Linked DNA regions of Homo sapiens: regions 2, 3 and 4 are each linked to region 1. A link is a loop called in an ENCODE intact Hi-C map of the cell type or tissue named here. Cell type or tissue: heart left ventricle. All regions are shown on one strand. Each heading gives the region's core, and the rest is flanking DNA. Links, peaks and the distances in the headings are about the cores only. Region 1 overlaps COMMD1 (copper metabolism domain containing 1). Region 2 overlaps COMMD1 (copper metabolism domain containing 1). Region 3 holds the start of MIR5192 (microRNA 5192). Region 4 overlaps COMMD1 (copper metabolism domain containing 1).

Region 1 (5,000 bases), core at 1-5,000:
CAAGCAATCCTCCCACCTCAGCCTCCCAAAGTGCTGGGATTATAGGCATGCGTCATTGCACCCAGTCTGTACTAGACCTTTAAAGAACTATTGGAGAAGCTGTAAAAGACGAGACAATAGTAGAGGTATACAACTTAGGGAGGAAAATATTCAAATTTATTTAGTTATGTGCTATGCAGCTTTAAAGCAAAACAATTCTCTGTTATAAAGGCATTTAAAAGAAGCAAAACTCAGGGCACCAGTTCCTACCTCACAATCTATTTGTAAAGACAAAGCTGAGCCAAATTAAACTATATAAAACTTGTCAAATCAACCTGTCTGTGAATAGATAAAAACTGGTTCTCTACTCAATGAAAAAAAAAAAAAAACGCGATGAAGCCTGATCGACATGGCAAAACCCTGTCTCTACAAAAAAAAAAAATACAAAAATTAGTTAGGTGTAGTAGTGCATGCCTGTAGTCTCAGCTACTTGAGAGGCTGAGGTGGGAGGATCGCTTGAGCCCGGGCGGCAGAGGCTGCAGTGAGCTGCGATGGCACCACTGCACTCCAGTCTGGGAGACTGAACAAGACGCTGCCTCAAAAACAAAAAAAAGAGGCCGAGCCCAGGCACGGTGGCTCCCGCCTGTAATCCCAGCACTTTGGGAGGCCGAGGCGGGCACATCACCTGAGCTTGGGAGTTCGAGACCAGCCTGAAGCAACATGGAGAAACCCTGTCTCTACTAAAAATCCAAAATTAGCTGGGCATGGTGGCGCATGCCTGTAATCCCAGCTACACGGGAGGCTGAGGCAGGAGAATCGCTTAAACCTGAGAGGCAGAGTCTTCGGTGAGCCGAGATCACACCATTGCACTCCAGCCTGGGCAACAAGAGCAAAACTCCATCTCAAAAGAAAAAAAAAAGTTAATCTTACAAATAAAGCACAGGTAACAGAAACCATCTCCAAATTTCTAAAATTATTGTTTTAAACATTTACTTGAAACATAAATTTTTGTCAAAGATGAACCACATAACAGAAGTCCAAATTTATAAAAACTGCATTCTACATTAAGATAGAGCTAAAAATGTGGGTGTTTTATTAAGACAAAAAAATCATGATTTTTTTTCATATTTCTGCAGTTTAAGGATCCACTCCACCAGACTGCATCATTTATACCTTTCTCATGGCATTTATCATATATAAGATAGGGACAGTGACATTTACCTTGTGTATAGAGCAAGGTTCAGCATATTAGGGGTTTAGTATGTATTTAATAGGTAAATCAAAGATAAACATTTCCTTTAAAATCTCCTTACCCAGCCACTCCTTTAACCCAAGTCAAGTTTCCAGGCCCAGAATAGCTGCTTTGAGAAAAGGAAAACCAAAAATAGATTAATTGAATGGGTTTTGCCCTAAACTAAGAAAAAAGATTTACAGGACATTTGGCCTCATTACAGGTCACCTGAGTCTATTAAAATACTCTACAAATCCCAGGTGGGTAATCTGCAATTGCTGCTTTATCATATGACGTCCAGTGTTATAAAAAAGTAACATCAGTCATTTGTCTATTCTTCAGAGAATGAATAATATGTCTCATGTATTACCATCTAAAGTCTCAAAAATGTTCAGTGAAATTAGCAAAACTTAGTCGCTTAAAAACTAGAGAACTAAAAGGAATATATTTATAGAACTTTAAATTTTCCAGAAAATGGTATTTCTAAATTAAAAATATCAAGTCAAATATTTAGACATCTTTTTGGATAATAAATTTTTATTGTTGAGTAGCCAACTTTTGAGCATTTTCTGAACTAGAAACATTCCAGAGAAAGAACATTTCAACATGATGTTGCTTCTAGCATACTTTATCAGTGCATTGGCAAGCCAATATTCCACTGCCACCTACAGTAGAAAAACAGAATTACTGCTTATAGTTAAGGATGTAGACAGAATACAAATGAAACCTAAAAGTATGACCTAAGAAGTCAAAAGTTACCAGTCTCTTCTGTTTCCTAATATAAACACTTTAAGACTATATATTCTACATCCATTATTTTATACTCAAGTTAACTTCTTATTAACATATGTTATCCAAAATGTGTAAGCGAGGCCGGGCGCAGTGGCTCACGCCTGTAATCCCAGCACTTTGGGAAGCCAAGGCGGGCGGATCACGAGGAGTGGAAATCAAGACCATCCTGGCTAACACGGTGAAACCCCGTCTCTACTAAAAATGCAAAAACAAAATTAGCCGGGCGTGATGGTGGGAGCCTGTAGTCCCAGCTACTCCGGAGGCTGAGGCGGAAGAATAGCGTGAACCAGGGAGGCAGAGCTTGCAGTGAGCCGAGATCACGGCACTGCAGTCCAACCTGGGAGACACAGCGAGACTCCGTCTCAAAAAAAAAAAAGTATGAGCGAAGTTTCTTCTTAAATTCACTCTAAAATATCAAAAAGGTAATACATGATAATATTAATACCATTCATTAATAATGCCATTCTTTGATTTTAAAAAACTCATCACTAACGCATAGTAAACTTCAGCCATTTTGTAAACTTGATACCAAATGCACTTTTTTTTTTTTTTTAAACTGGAGTCTGGCTCTGTCTCCCAGGCTGGAGTACAGTGGCACAATCTCGGCTCACTGCAACCTCCGCCTCCCGGGTTCAAGCGATTCTCCTGCCTCAGCCTCCCCAGTAACTGGGATTACAGGTGCACGCTACCATACCCGGCTAATTTTTTTTGTAGTCTTAGCAGAGACGGGGTTTCATCATGTTGGCCAGGCTGGTCTCAAACTCCTGACCTCAAGTGATCCACCCACCTCGGCCTCCAAAAGTGCTGGGATTACAGGCATGAGCCTTTGTGTCCGGCCCCAAATGCACTTCTAAGCTTCTGTTTTTACTGCAATTGCTTTCCATAAAAATTTCCCAGGTATTTAGCAAGCAGGATCAAATTATGCTTTTAAAATAATACTACAATATGCAAAACACCAAACTACTGGAATATTTAAAATATAAAGAGGTTAAATGAAGGCATTTAACTTCTTCACAATTTACATCATACCCCAAAATGTCTTAGCAATAAAATGTTTGTCAAAATCCTCTAAAAAGAACTTCGAGTGCTGGGTACAAATGGACTAAATTCCTAATACTACATTCCAAATACTGCATTTTAAAATCACAGTTGAGACGATTAAATTTTTAAAAAGCTAAATACAGGTCAGACATGGTGGCTTATGCCTGTAATCCCAGCACTTTGGGAGGCCGAGGTGGATAGATCACTTGAGCCCAGGAGTTCAAAACCAGCCTGGACAACATAGGGAGACCCTGTCGCTAAAAAAAATTTTTTTTTTAAATTAGCCGGGCATGTTGGCACACACCTGTAGTCCCAGCCACTCAGGGGGCTGAAGTAGGAAGATCGCTTGAGCCCCAGAAGTCAAGGCTGCAGTGAGCTATGATCACGCCATTGCACTCCAGCCTGGTCAACAGAGCTTGACCTCATCTTTAATAAATAAAATTTAAAAAGCAAAATGCAGAAAGTTATGTACAGTATACTCCACCTTGTGTCTGAAAGAAAGAAAAGGCTGTTGGCTAAACATAGTAGTATATTGTTCTTAAGAGAAGATAACTCTTGGAAATTTAAAACATGATTAAATGAAAAATTCAATTAAAAGGCCAGAAGAGACCAGGTGTGGTGGTTCAGGCTTGTAATCCCAGCACTTTGGGATGCCAAGGCAGGAAGATCACTTGAGTCCAGGAGTTTGAGACCGGCCTGGGCAACATGGTGAAACCCATCTCTACAAAGAAATACAAAAAATTTAGCCAGGAGTGGTGCCACACACCTGTAGATCGAGGTTCAGGTGGGAGAATCACTTGAGCCCGACAGGTCAAGACTGCAGTAAACCATGTGCACACCACTGCACTCCAGCCTGGGCAACATAGTGAGACCTTGTCTCAAATAAATAAATAAATAGGCTGGGCGCAGTGGCTCATGCCTGTAATCCCAGCACTTTAGGAGGCTGAGGCAGGAGGATCACTTGAGCCCAGGAGTTGAAAACCAGCCTGGACAACATAAGACCCCATCTCTATTTTATTTTTAATAATCAAAAAAACTAAATAAAATAAATAAGTTAAATAAAGGCTATAAAAGGCCAAGCGTGGTGGCTCATACCTGTAATCCCAGCAATTGGGAGGCTAAAGAGAGAGGGTTGCTTAAGCCCAGGAATTTGAGACCACCCTGGACGATATGGGGAGATTCTGTCTCTAAAAAAAGATAAAAATAAAAAAATTAGGCAGGCATGGTGGTGAGCATTTACAGTTTCAGCTACTCAAAAGGCTGAGGTGGGAGGATCATTGGAGCCCAAGAGGTCAAGGCTGCAAGTGAGACATGATCATGCCACTGCACTCCAGCCTGGGTGACAGAGTGAGACTATGTCTCTTAAGAAATTTTTAATCAATTTTTAAATGTGTTTGAAGGCTAGAAGATAAAGTTAAGGAAGTCAATCAAAAAGTGGGAAAAAAACACATGAAAAATGGGGTAGAAAATAAGAGAAAATTAGAATAATCAGTCTAGGAGGTCTAACATTTGAAAAATCAGAGTGCAAGAAAGAGAATAGAAAAAAAGAGATAAAATAATCCGGGCTGGGTGCAGTGGCTCACGCATGTAATCCTAGCACTTAGTGGGGCCAAGGCAGGCGGTTCACTTGAGCTCAGGAGTTGGAGACCAACCTGACCAACATGACGAAACCCCATCTCTACTAAAAATACAAAAATTAGCCAGACATGGTGGTGCACACCTGTAATCCCAGCTACTTGGGTGGATGAAGTAAGAGAATTGCTTGAACCTGGTGGGGCAGAGGTTGCAGTGAGCCGAGATCATGCCATTGCACTCCAGCATAGGCAACAAGAGCAAAAGTCCATCTCAAAAAAAAAAAAAAAGGAAAGAAAAGAAAGGAATTTGGCCAGGTACAGTGGCTCATGCCTGTAATCCCAAACATGAGGCCCAGGTGGGTGGATCACTTGAGGCCAGGAAT
Region 2 (5,000 bases), core at 1-5,000, 70 kb before region 1:
TATCTTGCTCCAAAGGCCACTGCTTCTTACTTAATATTTAATCCCCAAGGTCTGCAAAACTGGAACACAGTAGGCGCTCTACAAACACATGTTGAAGGGAAAGCAAAACTATGGAATACAGTGAAAAGATCAATAGTTGCCTGGGTGTGGTGGCTCACTCCTGTAATCCCAGCACTTTGGGAGGCCGACGTGGGCGGATCACTTGAGGTTGGGAGTTTCGAGACCTGCTGGCCAACATGGTGAAACCCAACTCTATTAAAAAAACACACAAAAAATTAGCCAGGCATGGTGGCACATGCCTGTAATCCCAGCTACTTGGGAGGCTGAGGCAGAATTGCTTGAACCCAGGAGGTGGAGGTTGCAGTGAGCCCAGATTGTGCAACTGCACTCCAGCCTGGGCGACCGAGTGAAACTCTGTCTCAAAAAAAAAAAAAAAAATCAATATTTGCCAGGGTTTGGGGGCGAGGGAATGGAGGGATTAATAGGTGGATCCCAGAGATTTTTGGACATTGAAACCAATCTGCATGATACTATATGCCAGATGCATGTCATTATACACGTCAAAACCCATAGAAGTTACAATATCAAGCGTGAACCCTAAGATAAATTACAGACTTTGGATAGTAATCATGTGCCAATTTTGGTTCATCCATTGTTTAACAAATTACCATCTAGGCCCTGGGAGGCAGAGCAAGATGGCCAAACAGAAGCCTCTACCAATCTTCCTCCCTGTCAGAACACCAAATATGACACCTACATAAAAAAGCACTTTCACAAGAACCAAAAATCAGGTGAGTGATCACAATACCTGGTTTTAACTTCATACTGCAGAAAAACAAACTGAAGTGGGTAGGAAAGGCCCTTTAATTTCCGACACCACCCTTCCCCCATCCGCTAGCAGCAGCCAAGTAGAGAGAATCTGTGTGTTTGGGAGAGGGAGAGTGCAGCAATTGTGGGACTTTACATTGGAACTTGGTGCTGCCAACACCAGGCAGAACTCAGCCAATGTCCACAGAGGGAACATTTAGATCAGCTCTAGCCAAAGTGGGATTGCTCATCTCAGAAGCCAGAACTTGAGTTCGGCAAGCCTCACCACAGAAAGCTAAAGAGCTGTGGGGTCCTCAATAAACAAAAGGCACTCTAGGCCACAAGGACTGAAACTTACAGGAAAGTCTAAAAGCTGTGCTAGGATCAGAGCCAGCGGACTCAGGGGACACATGACATAGTGAGTCACCAGCTGGGGTAGCTAAGGGAGTGCCTGCATCACCCCTCCACCAACCCCAGGCAGCACAGCTCACAGCTCCAAAAGAGACTCCTTCCTTCAACTTGAGAGGAGAGAAAACAGTAGAGAAGACTTTGTTATGCAACTTGGACACCAGCTCAGCCAAAGTAAGACAGTGCACCAAGGAGAGTCATGAGGCCCCCATTCCAGGCCCTAGCTCCTGGACAACATTTCTAGACAAACCCTGGGCCAGATGGGAACCAGTTGCTATGAAGGGAAGGATCCACTGCTGGCGGGATTCATCACCTCCTGACTAAAGGGCCTTTCAGCCCTGAATAATCAGCAGTGGTAACCAGGTAGAACATGCTGTGGGCCTTGAGTGAGACTATGAAACATGCTGGCTTCAGGTGTGACCTACCACATTCCTACCTATGTGGTTATGGGGAGAGACTCCTGCTTGAAAAAAGTAGAAGGAAAAATAAAGGGGACTTTATCTTCCAGCTTAGGTACCAGCTCTACCACAGTGGGGAAGAGCACCAAACAGACTCTGGAGCCTCAATTTCAGGCCTTGGCTCTTAGATGACATTTTTGGACCTATCCTGGCCCAGAAAGGAGCCCAATGCCAGGAAGGGTGAGTTGCAGATTTGGAAGCATTCACCACAAGCTGACTGAAAAGCCCTTAGGACTTAAGTGAACATTGGCAATACTTCCTATGGGCCTTTGATGGTGGCAGATACAGGCAGAGGCTCTCCTGCCTGGGAGAAGGGGAGGAAAGAGTGGGAAAGACTTTGTCTTGTGGTTTCGGTGCCAGCTTAGCTACAGCAGAACAGAGGACCAGGTAGATTCCTAAGGTTTACAAACCAGGCCCTGGCTCCCAGACAGCATCTCTAAAACTACTAGGGCTCAGGAGAACTCAATCCCCTGAATGGAAGGTCACAAGCCTGACTGGCTTCACCATCTGCTGATTGTAGAGTCCTAGGCCTTGAGCGGTAGCCAGGTAGTGGTTACAGTGGGCCTTGGGCAAGACCCAGTACCATGCTGACTTCAGGTCTGATCCAGCACAGTGCCAGTGGTAGTGGCCACAGGGGTCCTTGTGTCACCCGTCCCTCAGCTCCAGGTAGTCCAGCACAGAGAAAGTGACTCTGTTTATTTGGGAAAAAGGGAAGAGAACAAGAGTCTCTGCCTGGCAATAGAAAGAATTCTTCCAGATCTTATCCAAGACCACCAAGGTGGTACCTCTACAAGTCTGCAAGAACTTCAATGATGTTGGACTTGGGGTGCCCTTTAATGCAGATACAACTTAGATCACAACACCCCCATCCTTTCAAATACCTGGAAAGCCTTCCCAAAGAGGATGAGTAAAAACAAGATGTACTAGATGGTGAAGACTATAATAAGCATCTAATTCTTTAATGCCTAGACACTAACGAGAATCCACAAGCATCGAGACCATCCAGGAAAACGTGAGCTCCCAAAATGAACTAAATAAAGCTCCGGGGAACAATCAAAGAAAGGCAGAGATATGTGATCCTTCAGACAGAAAATTCAAAATAGCTGTTTTGGGAAAACTTGAAGAAATTCAAGAGAACATAGAGAAGGAATTCAGAATCTTTCAGATGAATTTAACAACAAAATGGAAATAATTAAGAAGAAGCAAAAGGAAATTCTGGAGCTGAAAAATGCAATTGACATAATGAAGAATGGATCAGAGTATCTTAAAAGCAGACTTGATCAAGCAAAAGAAAGAATTAGTGAGCTTGAAGACAGGCTATTTGAAAACACACAGTCAAAGGAAACAAAAAAGAAAAAGAGGCTGGGCACAGGGGCTCATACCTGTAATCCTAGCACTTTGGGAGGCCAAGGCAGGCAGATTGCCTGAGCTCTGGAGTTCAAGACCAGCCTGGGCAACATGGCAAAACCTGGTCTCTAATAAAAATACAAAAATTAGCCAGGCATGGTGGCGCTTGCCTGCAGTCCCAGCTATTTGGGAGGCTGAAGCATGAGAATTCCTTGAACCCAGGAGGCAGAGGTTGCAGCAAGCTGAGATCATGCCACTGCACTCCAGCCTGGGCAGCAGAGCAAGACTCTGACTCCAAAAAAAAAAAAAAAAAAAAAGAATGATGCCTACGAGATTATTTAGAAAACAGCCTCAAAAGGGCTTCTCTAAGAGTTATTGGCCTTAAAGATAAGGTAAACAGAGACACAGGTGTAGAAAGTTTATTCAAAGGGATAACAGCACAGAACATCCCCAACCTAGAGAAAGACATCATTATTCAAGAACAAGAAGGTTACAGAACATCAAACAGATTTAATGCAAAGAAGACTGTCTCAAGGCATTTAATAATTACACTCCTGAAAGTCAAGAATAAAGAAAGGATCCTAAAAGTAGCAAGAGAAAAGAAACAAATAACATGCAATGGAGCTCCAATTCATCTGGCAGCAGGCTTTTCAGTGGAACCCTTATAATCTCATGCCAGGTGAGATTGGCATGACATATTTAAAGTGCTGAAGGAAAAAAAAAAAAACTTTATACCAGAATAGTAATCTGGAGAAAATATCCATCAAACATGAAGAGGAAATAGATTTTCCCAATCAAAAGCTGTGGGATTTCATCAACACCAGACCTGTCCTACAAGAAATGCTAAAGGGAATTCTTCAGTCTGAGAGGAAAGGATGTTAATGAGCAATAAGAAATCATCTGAAGGTAAAAAATTCACTGGTAATAGTAGATATATGAAAAAACACAGAATATTCTAATACTGTATTGGGGTGTGTGAACTACTCATATTGTGAGTAGAAAGACTAAAAGATGAACTGATCAAAAACAATAACTACAATGACATTTCAAGACATAGTACAATAAAATATAAAATAGAAACAAAAAACAGTTAAAAAGCAGGGAGACAAAGTTAGAGTTTTTACTAGTTTTCTTTTTGCTTGTTTGTTTATGTATGCTACCAATGTTAAGTTGTCATCAGTTTAAAATAATGGGATATATTATTTGCAAGCTCATGGTAACCTCAAATCTAAAAACTGTGATATAAAGGATACAGAAAAAATAAAAAGATATTAAAACATACCACCAAATAAAATCACATGCACTAAAAAGAAGACAAGGAGGAAGAAAAGAAGGGAGAGAAGACCACAAAACAACCAGAAAACAAATAACAAAGTGGCAGGAGTAAGTCCTTACTTATCAATAATAACATTGAATGTAAATGAACCAAACTCTCCAATCAAAAGACACAGAGTGGCTGAATGGATAAAAAAACAAGATCCAATGATCTGTAGCCTAAAAGAAACACACTTCACCTATAAAGACACACATAGGGCCGGGTGCGGTGGCTCATGCCTGTAATCCCAGCACTTTGGGAGGCCAAGGCGGGCGGATCACCAGGTCAGGAGATCGAGACCATCCTGGCTAACACGGTGAAACCCCGTCTCTACTAAAAATACAAAAAATTAGCCAGGCGTGGTGGTGGGCGCCTGTAGTCCCAGCTACTCGGGAGGCTGAGGCAGGAGAATGGCATTAACCTGGGAGGCGGAGCTTGCAGTGAGCCGAGATCGTGCCACCGCACTCCAGCCTGGGCGACAGAGCGAGACTCCGTCTCAAAAAAAATTAAAAAAAAAAAAAAAAAGACACACATAGACTAAAAATAAAGGAATAGGAAAAGATATTCCAGGCAAATAGAAACCAAAAGGAGCAGGAGTAGCTATACTTATATCAGATAAAATGGATTTCAAGATAAAAACTACAAAAGAGACCAAAAAAAAAAGT
Region 3 (8,632 bases), core at 1,515-6,514, 290 kb before region 1:
CCTGGTCTTCCTACTCCCCCATGCCCTTTGCCCATTTTTAATGTTGGGATGTTCTCATCTCATTTAATCTCCACAACAAACTAAAAAATGTGAGGCAATTAGTTTGAGGTCACAGAGCTAATCCCAGTGGAGTCAGTGTTTGGACTCTGGTCCCAACCTTGGGTCTAAGCTCTTATACTTTCTACCACACAATACCGTTGCTCGAGGAGGATTGAGAATCCCCAAATAAAGTTGTAGTTCTAAAAAATTAAGGTACCAAAATTATTGCATTTGTGGATACCCATCCAGGAAGATGTAAACCATTCCAAGGAAAGGCAGGGGGAATCGAATTTTTTTTTCTTTCCAAATTGATATGAGAAAGTAATAATGTAGACAACAAAATGGCCAGTCGGGAATCACCCAATGGTTTAACGTATCCAGGGGTCCTGGTCTGGTAACACTTCCGCACCATAGGCAGAATCCCCTGCAGATATGTTTTGTGATGACTCAGTTTTGATTATTCATACGAAAGGATGAGAGACTGCTGGGGCTTAAACTAGCCTCGTCTTAAACACCTGTCAGAGCTGGCTACAGGTGGAGAAAATCTGCTTTTCCTTCCCTCCAACATCACAGCCTGCAGTGAAGGGAGATCAGCACAACTTTACAACCTGCCACAGGGTTGGGACAGTGGCACAGGGCTGGTCCAGACCCCAGCTCTCCTGTGAAGGAAAGGGATCAAAGAACCAGCGTTACCCACCAACTGTACCATCTCACTCTTGGTGTGTGTGGGGGGTGACGGCGTGGGGGCGGGTAAAGGGTCTGGCCTGTGTTCTGTGTTGCCCCATCTGGTCTTGAATTCCTGGGCTCAAGTGATCCTCTCACCTCAGCCACCAGCTTGTAGCTGGGACTACAAGTGTGCCACCACGCCTGGCTTACCTCATTCTTTTACTTGTTTTTCAACAACATGCACATGAATTCATACATAGATTGTGACCCAATTTCATTACCAGAAAGAAGCTCCAAGAATTTCTTTCCCAGGGCCTTACAGACCATCCACTCTAATATCTCTTTTACAGCAGAGGAGACCAAGGCACAGGGAGACAGAGCCTTGCCCAAGGCTGCCCTGGGGAAGAGAACCAGGATTACTACCACGTGTCCCAGGGGACTGGGGAGTCCAGTCCAGTAGTCAAAATTATCATTAGTAACAAAGTCTTTTTCTCACAGTCTATAGCTTCCATTCTGGGCTATCAACATAAAAACAGAAGAGCCAATGGCCCGAAATTAGCCGGGTATGGTGGCTCATGTCTGTAATCCCAGCTACTAGGAAGGCTGAGGCGCTTGAACCCGGGAGGCAGAGGCTGCAGTGAGCTGAAATGTACCACTGCACTCCGACCCAGCCTGGGCAAGAGTGAGACTGCAACAACAACAACCAAAAAAGCGCCAATGTGTCACCTCTTCCTCCCACCCCACTGCCCCCACCCAGGTTGGGCTGCTTGTATTTCTTCCCCCTTGCTGTTACCACCACCTCACCCACATTTATCTGACTTAGCACACGGTGTGATAACAGGTCTGACACACCAAGGACTCCTGGGCAGAATGGGCCATATTCACTTCTGCATCTCTAGTGCCTACCACTCAACACACAATCAATATGAGAACAAGAAGGGGAGGGACAGTAAAGGAACCAGGACCTAATCTAAGGACATTTTGTATTCTTTGACCATTTTGATCAAACATTTTAAACACTGTTCTAGCAAACCATTCTTGGATAATTTCACACACACCCCCCTCCCCAGCATCCCTCCCTCTGGTCCCTGGCTCTGTGCCAGTCCTGGCCCTCTTCTCCATAAGTATCCTAAGCATCTACCAATTCCCGAGCTTTCCCCTCTAGGCCTCACTCCTCAAGACACAATTACGTGGTGTCATCTCAAGGCAGTACATCACCTAAAAACATGACTCAGGAAACAAATACAATTAAATAAATCTATAAACAAACACAGGCCTCAGGGATGGGGGAGGTGAGAAAGAAGGCAATTAAAAATTAATAGAAACGCACAAGCATAAATTACATTTACTGGACTAGAAACAGAATCCCATTATATAAACTGTTATCCAAGTGACCTTGTACAAGTGCTTCTGGAAATAAGTAGGCCATCAGCCCAGTCTTGGCAGTCTTGGTGTAGAGATTGGGGGGGAAGGAAGGGGGAAAGGAAGGGGGGAAGGAAGGAGGAATCTGTTGTCTGTTATGTGGGCTCCTCATGTCTACAGACACATACAAACAAGGAGACTATTTTCACATAGGTACGAAAAAGTGATTACTGTCATTTTACATAGTAAAATGTACAAGAATTCAACTAATGACCAATTTACAAAATTTAAAGATGACCCCTCTCAAACTCATAAGATCGACTTTCAAAAGTACACCATTCCCCACCACTTAGTTCCACTGGTGTGATAACTGGCCACACACAGAGAAGCAGAAATTTCAAATTTTAAAACAAGCACTTTAATATTAAGCACTCAGGCAATCAAATTCAATCCATTATTTTCCCAGGCAAGAATAATCTATGGCAGGGGTCCCCAAACCCCAGGCCATGGACCCCTAGCGGTCCATGGTCTGTTAGGAACGGGGCCACACAGCTGGTGGTGAGCAGTGGTGGGCAGGCCTGCAAGCATTACTGCCTGAGCTCTGCCTCCTGTCAGATCAGCTTGACATTAGATTCTCACAGGAGGGCGAACCCTTTGTGAACTGCGCATGCAAGGATCTAGGTTGCATGCTCCTTACGAGAATCTGACGCCTGATGATCTAGGGTGAGACAGTTTCATCCCGAAACCATCTCGCATATCCTCCCACCCTGGAGTCCGTGGAAAACTGTCTTTCACAAAACCAGTCCCCAGTGCTAAAAAGGCTGGGGACCACGGATGTACCTCACTTCCATCAGGTACTCTACAGACAAACTCTTTCAAAACAACCACTGCCTTTCCAATTCTATTAAATTATACTTGGCAATTCTTGTCCCTCAAGAACCGTAAGTCTAACCAAATGATGAAACCCCGTCTCTGCAAAAAATACAAAAATTAGCTGGGCATGGTGGCCTGTAGCATGTGTGTTGTCCCAACTACTCGTGAGGCTGAGACAGAAGAATCGCTTGAACCCAGGAAGCAGAGGTTGCGGTGTACCCAGATCGTGCCACGGCACTCCAACCTGAGCGACAGAGTGAGACCCTGTCTTAAAAAAAAAAACAAAACTGTAGAGTTTGAGAGCATCCCCAACATTTCCCTGCAAGATAAACGTTTACATTTGTCTTCCTTCCAAAATAAAAATGTAACCTCAAAATCAAAAAAGCATTGAACATGCTGCAACTTGAGATTACATATAGCATATTAAAAATAACCTTCTGTAACTTCAATAAGTGTTCACAATTATACAAATGACATTGTATTTTAAGTAATTTAATAAATTGCTTTGGGAAGTCTCAATTTCTTGGTAGTTAGGATGAAGGTTTCCAGTGACACATTTTCTTAAAAGAGAATATGCTCTTGGTTACAGCGAAGGGGACACCAGAAAGTGAGGTACTACAACCTCAGACTGCAGGACTCCTTGGCTTATCCATTTGGAGTCTTGTAGGGTAGCAGCTTGGAGAGAACTGCCTGACTCGCTCTTCCAAAAGCAGGCACAAAGAGTGCAGAAAGTTCTGCAGAGTAGACATGTGTAGAGATTTTTAAATAATGTTGTACTAGGCCAGGCACAGTGGCTTACACCTGTAATCCCAGTGCTTTGGGAGGTGGAAGTGAGAGGATCACTCGAGGCCAGCCTGGGCAACAGAGAGAGATCCTGTCTCTACAAGAATAAAAAACATATAAAAATAATGTTGGATTAAAGTGCATGGTCTAACACTTTGGGGAAGGGAAAAAAAATAGAGAAATGAGATAAAGGTATCAAGGACACTCCTTATAATAAAACAAATTAACCACTGCACACCTAGTGCCCACCCATTAGCTGAGTGAGGGCTTGTCCATATGCCATGGGCGCAATTGGATACACAGTCAAGTGGTGACTGAGGTGTCTTCATTTCACAGAGAAGTAAACTGGTTCACAGGATCAGAAAGTTGTCTGATGTTCCCAGAAAAAGTAGAGGGAGAGGGCAGGAACTGAGAACCCAGATGGGCCGCCCCCAGCCCAGAGCTGCATGGAGGGAAATGGGCATCCCCATCCTCGCTGAGCACGTCCAAGCTGATCCTTGATCCAGGCAGGCCACCCCTAAAACCCCATCCCGGAGGCCTCTAGACACCAGCACCCCTTAACAACAACTACTATCCTCCCCACCCATACCTCTTCTCAGCCTGGTTTCTCCTGGCTTAAAACATCCCTTATCTTGCTTCTCTCCATCCTTACCCCCATCCTTGAAGGCCCAGGTTCAAATCCTGTCTCCTCTTCCATGAGGACAGCCTTGATTCCCCCAGTCCATCGATTTCATCCTCTTCTCCTGGCACTCAGGATCCCCCAAAAGGAGTACCAAGCCCTCACCACCTGGAATCCACTCTCCTGGCTACCATGCTTCCCAGGAGAAATGGTTCCAGGTGAGCCAGGAGGCTGGAACTAAGCAGCCTGTCCCTCAGGTGGCAAATGACAGCCAAGGGCTGGCAGGCCCCGCCCACGGCACACAGCCACTAAATGCCAGCGCTCCTCCTCTCACACTGAGCATCCAGTTAAATTGGGCTCCCTCTGGGATGCTGCCTCTTCTCCACAGTCAGACATCATCCTCCTCCCAGAGGAAAACACTTCTAGTGATGTGTGACCCTGGGTGGCAACTTCAGAGCAAGGCGGCAAAGAAGCAAACCAGCTCCCTGCTCCATCTCGGATTCCTGTCCCGCCTCTTCTCCCTTTCTCAAAGGCTGGTTAAATCCTAACACCTTACTGACAAGTGTTTCAGGACTGTTGTTTTCAAGTTGTTGCTTTTTAAGTATCAAAATAAACCATATACATTTTAAAATACGTATCCTCAAAAAAAAGTAACACTTTGGCCTTTTATCCAAATGTTCTATAAAAGGGGAGGCATCATTCAGGCCTTCGACCAAGACTTGCTTCCGTATTTAAAGAAGTGCAATAGTAACATAGCTTTCTCCGGCCACCCGCCAAGAAAAGTTTTTGTCGCCACAGTAAAAAGAGAACATGTTTGCTCAATATGTGGGCACTATTGAACTGCTTAAAAACTGGGCCTCTTTTACCAAGCAATTTGAGTCACCTCAGTTTTAAACGAGTCTCTGCACGTTCCCTTCATATACCATAGGTGATCACATATGTGGAGGGACGAGGGACCACAGCAATCCCAGTGCCACGGGCTTCCAATCTCGCCGGTCTGCCTGTCACTCTCCCTGGGGGCGTCCAATCTTCTCCCCCAGCCTCCGCTATCTCTAAATTGATGGCTGCCCACTCTGTGGTCCATTGTGACCTTCTTCTCTCTCCCTCTCTAGATGGTGCCCATGGGCCCCTAGTCGTGAGTGGGGTAGAGATGAAAATAAAGAATCATCACCCTGAAGCCGCTGGTGGCTACCTGAAGCTTCATGATACCATTCTCTGTATCTGCACTTGTTTGAAAATTTCCATTATAAAGAGTTAAAAAAAGACGATCCATCAGAACTTTGAAGAATAAAAGTTTTTTAAAAAAGAGAAACATTCAGTTAAAAATAGGAGTATTCATGAGAGATATTTTAAGTTCATTTGAAGGAAATAATTCCTTATGTGGTAAAGGAAAAGAACAAAAATATAATGGCTGCATCTCAAGAATAAAGTTACATAAAAGTTCCTTATAAACAAGCTTCAAAGACAACCATAAAATAATAAAGGTAAAAATATATCTCACTAGTTCCAAATGTTGACTATTTAGAAAGGATAGCATTTGTAACACTTCGACCCTTTCATTATTAGACAAATATATTTGAATCTGAAAATATCATTCGGCTTCCCAGTGAACAATCTAGAGCCAGACCTGGAGGGTTAAAAACACACATGCACATAAAACTCACCACAATTGTGTTATTCCCTGATCAAGACTCAAAAAAGAAGTACTTTGGAGAACCAGTTGGATGTTAAGTGCTTCTCAAAGAAAATAAACAATTAGAAAAATTTCTACCAGGCACTTTGGGAGGCCAAGGCAGGTGGATCACCTAAGGTTGGGAGTTCGAGACCAGCCTGACCAGCACGGAGAAACCCTGTCTCTACTAGAAATACAAAATTAGCCAGGCATGGTGGTGCATGCCTGTAATCCCAGCTACTCAGGAGACTGAGGCAGGAGAATTGCTTGAACCCAGGAGAAAGAGGTTGCAGTGAGCCAAGGTCATGCCATTGCGCTCCGGCCTGGGCAACAAGAGGGAAATTCTGTCTCAAAAAAAATTCTGAAGCACAAATAAACTGCAGCAAGTTTATGGTCCATAGAAATATCTTCCCAGAGCATTAACACTTTCATATTCATGAGTTCAATGGATTCCAATAATAAACATGTGAAATTGGCTGTGCAGGTTTCATGCGATTCTGCAGGGAGGTGGGAAACAGGAGCTAAGTGGGTTGCCATAGCTACAAAGACATTTGATGTCAGCTCTGGGACCAAAACCTACTTCAAGTTCTCTACATCAGCCAGTCCCTGACCCCCAACTCCCAGGATCTCCACTCCCTGTGACAGCTCTTGCTGCTTCTGGGGTCTTGCACCAATAGCAATCTCCACTGTTTCCCCCATCTTCAGCCTCTCCCTCTCCAAAGGCACCAGGCACATGCTCCTTGTCATGCCCATTTGTCCTGCCTTGACCCTCCCAATCCCCCTCACCTTCTAGAATCTTCGCAGTCCTTGCACCCTCCTGACTTTCTAGGGCACCCAATACTGCTGGCCACCATGTCTACCCCACCCCAAGCTCAGGAACCCCCAGGGTTCTCTTGCATGTTGGCAGCCTTTGCTCCTTGGCCCCATCCCACAAAATGGACTTGCTCCACAGTTCTGGGCCCAAGTCTATTGCTGGGTCTTCCCTTACCCCCTATTCTTGTCCCCTAGACATCACTACAGACTCCCATATCCCGTATGCTAAAAAATGCCCCAATATACCTGTGTCATGGCCCTTCTCCTAACCTCCCTTAGTTGGTTTCCAAATTCCTTTACACCCACCAGGAGTCTTTCTCTCACCCACCTCTTCCAAACAACACACATACATATTTCAATCTTGTACTATCCCTGCCCTGGTTTGAGCCCTCAGTTTCCCCTCTACTAAGACTAACTTTAATGAAGTGGCCTAACTCAACAAATGTCAAACGCCTACTTAAACCAAGCAGTGTTGAAAACAGGCAGCAAAGAACCAAGTCAGAGTTGATTGCTGTAAGGTTGATAAACACTTAGATGAAATATGAAGCACTGCACAGGGGATAAGGAAAGGCTGCTTTATGCCGGGTGATCAGAGAAAACCTCCTCTCAGAGAAGAGGTGAGGATAGTTCCAGGCAGGGGGAGCAGTCACCACAAAGGCCAGAGGCAGGAAAGCTGGGGGCCTTGTGCCTGGAGTGAAATGAGGGGGAGAAGGGAGGTAGGAGGAGGAGGGCAGATCACCAGTCCTGGTAGGTGACATTTGAACTCTGGCTTTCCTCTGAAGAAGACAGGGATTCTGACTGGAGGATTCTGAGTAGAAAAGTAACCTCAAGTCATTTCAGTTTTTAAAGGATCCCTCCAGCTTCTTTCTGAGAGAAACTGGTAGGGGGCAAATGGGAAGCAGAGAACGCAGGGACTGCAATGACCTGCCCGGGGTCAGGCTCGCCTCATTCACGCTCAGGCCCATCTTCCTCAATGCAAGCCTGGCCATAACTTGTCAGCACCCACACCCTCTCTCTCTCTCCCCTGACCACAAGAACTTTCACTGGTTCCTCACTACCTCCATAACTATTAACTGCCACATCTCTGCATGATCCCCGAGATTGCATCATGGCCTATTACACCTTTCTAAGCACCATGCACTCCAAACCCAATGGATCACCTGCTGTTTCCCCAAAAGACCTCTATGAGCCTTTCTGTTGTGTCCTGTTTTCTCAGCCTACAATCCCTTGAGCACTTCTACCTTCCTTTCTCTGCCTCTGAAATGTTATTCACATCCTTCAAGACCAAGCCCAAAGGCCACTTCCTTAAGAAGCCTTTCTTGGCTGCCTCCAACACATAATTGGCTTACACCTCTACCAAGGCAATCTTACCAGTTCCTGGCTGTCTCCACCACACTGCCCACTGAAGGCAGCAATCACGCACAGCCAAGCACAGTGCTAGGCACACACCAAGTGCTCAATCAATGCGTGTTTGGTCGGAGAACAAACTGCTCACTTCACCAAACATCTTGAGGTCTTAATGGAGAAGTATTCCAGGGCAGGTTTTCCGTGTTGGCTACTGTAATCTGGAGACCAGGGGACCCTCTGATGGAGTCTCTGGGGACTGTCTGCTCAGCACTAACAAAGGTACAAGTAGGGACCACAGTGTGGACAGATTTGAACTTAGGCCTACGAAGACTCTTGCCTTCTCTGCTAGACATCTCTAAGCAGGCCCATATTTTGTTTTAAATTTCCATAAAGTATTGGAAGTATGTTTTTCCTAAGGTCATTCTAGAAGTGTACAAAAGAAGAAATGAGCACTTAGA
Region 4 (5,000 bases), core at 1-5,000, 77 kb before region 1:
TAAAATGCTATCAAACAGCATCACATGCTACAGAGAAATCTTTCATGAAAGGGAGAGTCCACGGATGCAACAATCTCATTGTTGTGTTATTTAAGAAATTGCCACAGCCACCCCAACTTTCAGCAATCACCACTCTGATCAGTAAGCAGCCACTGACATCAAGGCAATTCAAATCCCACTTCTGACACACACACACACACACACACACACACACACACACACACACATTTAGAAAACAAAAACAAGACATCAAGGCAAGACCCTCCACCAGCAAAAAGAATATGACTAGATGAAGGCTCAGGTAATCATTAGCATTTTTTAGCAATAAAGTTTTTAGGTTTTTTTTGGGAGATGGGGTCTCTGTTACTCAGGCTGGAGTGCAGGAGCACAACCATAGCTCACTGCAGCCTCAAACTCCTGGGCTCAAGTAATCCTCTGACTTCAGCCTCTTGAATAGTAATAAAGTATCCCTTAATTAAAGTATGTATACTGCTTTTAAAGACACAGTGTTCTTACACACTTAATATAGTGTAGTATGATATGGTATGGTATAGTATAAACACAACTTTAATGCACTAGGAAACAAAAAAATTCATGTGACTCGCTTAATTGCATTATTCACTTTATTGTGGCCACCTGGAACCAAACCCAAGGTATTTCCGAGGTATGTCTGTATTACTGCACTTGACCCTCATAATCAATTTTCAAAGGCAATGAGGTAGATGATAGTATTATAGTGCTCTTCACTCTCAACTTACAGAAAAGGAAACTGAAGCTTCAAGCAGTCAACTGATTTTTCTGAAAGCACCATGAGATAAGTGCAGGGCCAAAGCCTCAACAGTTAAGCCAGGTTTCCCTCTGATTAGCTGTCACAAGTGACTACACAGAGAAGTAGACTCGGTATCACTACCACTGAAAAAAATGTAAACTGGTACATTCTGTCAACAATGATACAGAGATGCCAGTCCCTAATGAGTAGCTACAATGCTTCAGTTGCTGGCCTTCAGAGATCCTGAGACATCAAACAATGATTTGAAGAGTATTACCACAAATTTTTTACTTAAAGTTTAGATGACTGAGTGAGGAATATGTAAGTGTTCTCAGAACTTAGAAGGCCAACTAGCTCAGTTTAACAGTGAATAGAAAAACTGAGAGATAAGATTGAGAAGGCAGTCTGGAGCCAGATTAAAGTACATCAAGTTTAGACATTGTTATATATACGTAATGAGGGGCCACTAAAGGCTAGGTAACTGGGAAATCATGATGCAACGTGTGGTTTAGAACGCTGAATCTGGCCAGTGTGGTGTCACACGCCTGCAGTCCCAGCTACTCCAGAGGCTGAGGCAGGAGTATTGTTCAAGCCCTGGAGGTTGACAATGACCAGCCTGGAAAACACAGCAAAACCCTGTCTCTCTTTTAAAAATGTTTTTAATGAAAAAAAAATTTTAAGCTGAATCTGATAACAGTAAGTAGTTGGACTGAAGTGAAAAATTTTCAGAGGGCTAGGGCAATGGAGCCTAGGAGAGGACAGCAGCAGTTAATAACTTAGTCCCCAGGGTAAGCCTCCCCTTGCCTCTTCTTTGCTATGCCCCTATCTGCTAGTGGCCATGGGGACTGGCATAAGCTCCAAACCAGACAGATCACAATATCCTCCTTTCTCTGGGCGCACTGACTGGTCCCAATTTAGGGCAGGAGAAATGATCTTGTCTTTTTGGGTCATAGTATAAGAAGGACATGAGGCTGGAGTTACAGACAGCATTTTCTTGGACCTTTTGGCAAAAGCATGTCTGCAAGAAAATAGAATGAAGTGAGAGTGGATTTTAATGGGGTGATATCCCTGTTTTATAGTTCCCAAGACCCTAGTTCCTGCAGGCCTTCCTGCAATTCTATAATGCTATCTCAGCATCCTTCCTACAGACAACCCAAAATTCCATCAACTATTCAATTTAAGCTGTATTCCTATCATTTGGAACCAAGAGTCTTGACTAAAAGAGGGTGGTGGCAGTGGGAACAGAAGAATGTAAAGGTAACAACACCAAGTAGAACACAGGCAGAGCAAGTGAGACTGGAGCTGAAAGAAAAACAAGCTGTCTTTCATTTCTTCATTAATATAAAAAATTATATGGTAAATATTACAACTTTCTGGTACATTAAAGATATTTCACATTACAATTCAATAAACATTTACTGAATATCTGCCTATTTACCAGATAGCAGGACCCCAAACCTCTGGCTATGCCAATCAATACAAATACAGGCTGGGCGTGGTGGCTCACACCTGTAATCCAGCACTTTGGGAGGCTGAGGTGGGCAGGTCATCTGAGGTCAGGAGTTCATGACCAGACTGACCAACATGGAGAAATCCCATCTCCACTAACAATACAAAAATTAGCCGGGGGTGGTGGCAGGTGCCTGTAATCCCACCTACTCGAGAGGCCGATGCAGGAGAATCGCTTGAACCCGGGAGGCGAAGGTTGCAGTGAGCCAAGATTGCGCCACTGCACTTCAGCCTGGGTGACAGAGCGAGACTCCGCCAAGAAAGAAAGAAAGAAGGAAAGAAGGAAGGAAGGAAGGAAGGAATTATTTTGTATAATATACTATAATTAAGTCAAATTATTTCCACTGACACCTTGCTTCACAATATTATGTCACAACTCAGGTAATTTGTATCATTCTTCTTCTCAAATAATATCAAGAGATATCCATTCTGATATAATTTCATCTGTGACAAAAGTTATTTTGGTTGGGTTCCAGTCAATAATATCTTGAACTAGGGTCAATTCATCCAAATTTAGAACAATCAAAAATTAAATGAGAAATTGATTTTGGTTTAGGTTCAAAGTCATCAATTTTCACTTAAGAAATATTTGAATAGCTACCATAAAACAGATACTGTTCACAGCACACTACTTCCATCTACTGGCAGCCTAGGCTGACAGCCTGGTACTCATCCTTTATTCTTCTCTCTCTTCCACATCTTGAATCAGTGGTTTTCAACACTGGCTGCACATTAGAATCCTGAAGTACAATTTTAAAATATCAGCGCCCAGCTATTATCCCAGAAATTCTGATTTCCAGGAATTATGGAGTAAAGCCTAGGCACTGGTATTGTTAAAAAGCTTCCAAAGTGATTCTGGCAGGCAACAAAGTGTTAAAAACAAATGCCTCTGGCAGTAAAATGAGTTCGAAAAGAAAAAGAAAAACAAATGCCTGTAACTTTCAGTTGTCAAGTTCTACTGATTGTTACATCTGAAATAATTCTCTAATAATATGTCCCCTCTGATCTGTCCCTACTAGCTGGTAGAAGCCCTCACTATCTTGAACCTAAACTAAGTGTGGACTCCCTCAAGTCTATCTTCTATACCACTATCAAAGTGATCTATCTATAATATAAATATAGGATGCTGGCACTTGCTTGTTTAAAGTTATCCCATGGCTGACTATTACTTGCTTCAGTGGTGGTCAGGCAGGATGGTGTGAAGCACTCTCCTATGAGGTATAAGGTAAGTTGTACATAATATAGTTAGCAGTAGTAGTAGTACAAGTATTAATGTTTGTAAAGATTTTTATAAGTATAAATCAGAGGGTTTTCAAAGTATCCTTATATTAAACAATTACCTCCCTCATTTTAATTGTTTACTTGAATGGAAGAAAAAAAGAAAATTAAAAACACAGGAACTCTGCATAGAACTATATTATGCATGTATTACTATCTGTTAAATGTGTCGCAGAGGAATAAAAATTTGAAAACTGATAAACCAAAACAGTGGTTCTCAACCAGGTAGTATTGCCCTCCCAAAGGCACCTGAGAAATGGTGGAGGCTACATTTGGTTTCACAGTGATTGGAGGGAGTGCTGTTCGCATTAAGTGAGCATGAGCTAGGGATGTTCGGCATCCTTCAATACCCAAGAAACGGGAGTTGGCAAGTTTTCTGTAAAAGTTGTAACCCTCTGCTGCATATTCTTCCCTTTTTCGTACAACTCTTTAAAAATGTAAAAACCATTTTTAGCTCATGGGCTATATAAATACAGGCAGTGTGACCACCTGTGGGCTGATGTTTGCAGACCCCTGACCAAGAACATCCCACAGGACAAAAAGACCTGTGTCTCACATGACTTTGCAATGTCCCATCTGACATTGTGTGGAAAAACCTGTTTATAATTACTTCAGCCTAAAAATTAAGTATTTTGTTTTACATAAAAAAGTATTTTTTCACGGTTTTAATAAACACCAAGTTTTCCAGGAATGCAATTAATACAACTTGTACTTTGACTTGGTCAGAACTTTACAAATAGGATGTTAAGTATTTTGAAAAATCTCATTACCAGTGACAATACCATTTAAAATATCTTACCTACCAATACAACACATTTTATATACCTGCATTTGTTGCTGTGCATTCACAGTAATACCATGTATAGGTACAAGCATCTGATTAATTCATTATGTGTTCTAATGATATAATGCTTAAGCATTTATATTTTAAAATATATATTTCAAATCATGTTTAGATTTCTTATACTTTTCCTTTGTACTACATTTATGACATCATATTAGAAATTATGTTTTAATTTTATTATATGTGAATTATAAGAATTCCTTTTAAGGATCATAAAGGAGCATTAGAAAATATTTACTACAAAAAAAGAAACACTGGGCTGGATATGTTTGAGAATCACTGAGCATGAAGTTCAAACTCAACACAACAGGCCCTGCTTATCTTTTAGTGTCTTACAACTTCCTGCCTCCCGCACTTGACACTCAAACAGCACTAACCTGTTTGTAATTCCCCAACTAGCAATCCCAATATGATGCTTCTTCTATGTGTCTCTGTTCGTGCTATTCTAAATGTTCTGAAATGTCTTATCATCACCTTCAACAGATTAATTTCTATTCACCATTCAAGACTCAGTTCAAGTATGGCTTCCCCAATACTCCTCCTCTCCTAGTAAGGTAAGTGCCCCTTTCTCTTCCAAAAATGCCCTAATATCTCTATCCC

Evidence for each region. Hi-C counts contacts between places; a loop is a spot of excess contacts. Peaks named below come from ENCODE experiments on the same cell type or tissue, not always from the same donor. Only the 100,000 strongest peaks of a DNase experiment are listed, where the experiment ranks them.
Region 2: it touches region 1 in a loop (3-fold over the local background); 32 of 110 quality-filtered maps call a loop at or near these places.
Region 3: a loop joins it to region 1, with 3 times the contacts of the local background. A loop is called at or near these places in 46 of 110 quality-filtered maps.
Region 4: a loop joins it to region 1, with 4 times the contacts of the local background. A loop is called at or near these places in 30 of 110 quality-filtered maps.

The regions. Positions count from the first base shown.
Region 1 is chr2:61,914,912-61,919,911 of GRCh38, reverse strand. The region is part of intron 1 of COMMD1 (copper metabolism domain containing 1); the gene reads right to left. Among named protein-coding and RNA genes, the nearest start is that of COMMD1, 12 kb to the right of the region's middle. RefSeq lists an enhancer at 2,259-2,759. In heart left ventricle, for the core only: a CTCF peak has its summit at 1,876 (motif pointing left); no DNase peak of the experiment used is centred there; H3K27ac peaks cover 772 bases.
Region 2 is chr2:61,984,902-61,989,901 of GRCh38, reverse strand. The region is part of intron 1 of COMMD1 (copper metabolism domain containing 1); the gene reads right to left. Among named protein-coding and RNA genes, the nearest start is that of COMMD1, 82 kb to the right of the region's middle. In heart left ventricle, for the core only: no CTCF peak of the experiment used is centred there; no DNase peak of the experiment used is centred there.
Region 3 is chr2:62,201,777-62,210,408 of GRCh38, reverse strand. All of the region lies in intron 1 of B3GNT2 (UDP-GlcNAc:betaGal beta-1,3-N-acetylglucosaminyltransferase 2), which reads right to left. MIR5192 (microRNA 5192) reads right to left here and starts at 4,583; the gene lies at 4,492-4,583. RefSeq lists enhancers at 7,293-7,793, 7,794-8,294. In heart left ventricle, for the core only: no CTCF peak of the experiment used is centred there; a DNase peak (open chromatin) is centred at 4,188; H3K27ac peaks cover 1,914 bases.
Region 4 is chr2:61,991,542-61,996,541 of GRCh38, reverse strand. The region is part of intron 1 of COMMD1 (copper metabolism domain containing 1); the gene reads right to left. Among named protein-coding and RNA genes, the nearest start is that of COMMD1, 88 kb to the right of the region's middle. In heart left ventricle, for the core only: a CTCF peak has its summit at 2,919 (motif pointing left); no DNase peak of the experiment used is centred there; H3K27ac peaks cover 254 bases.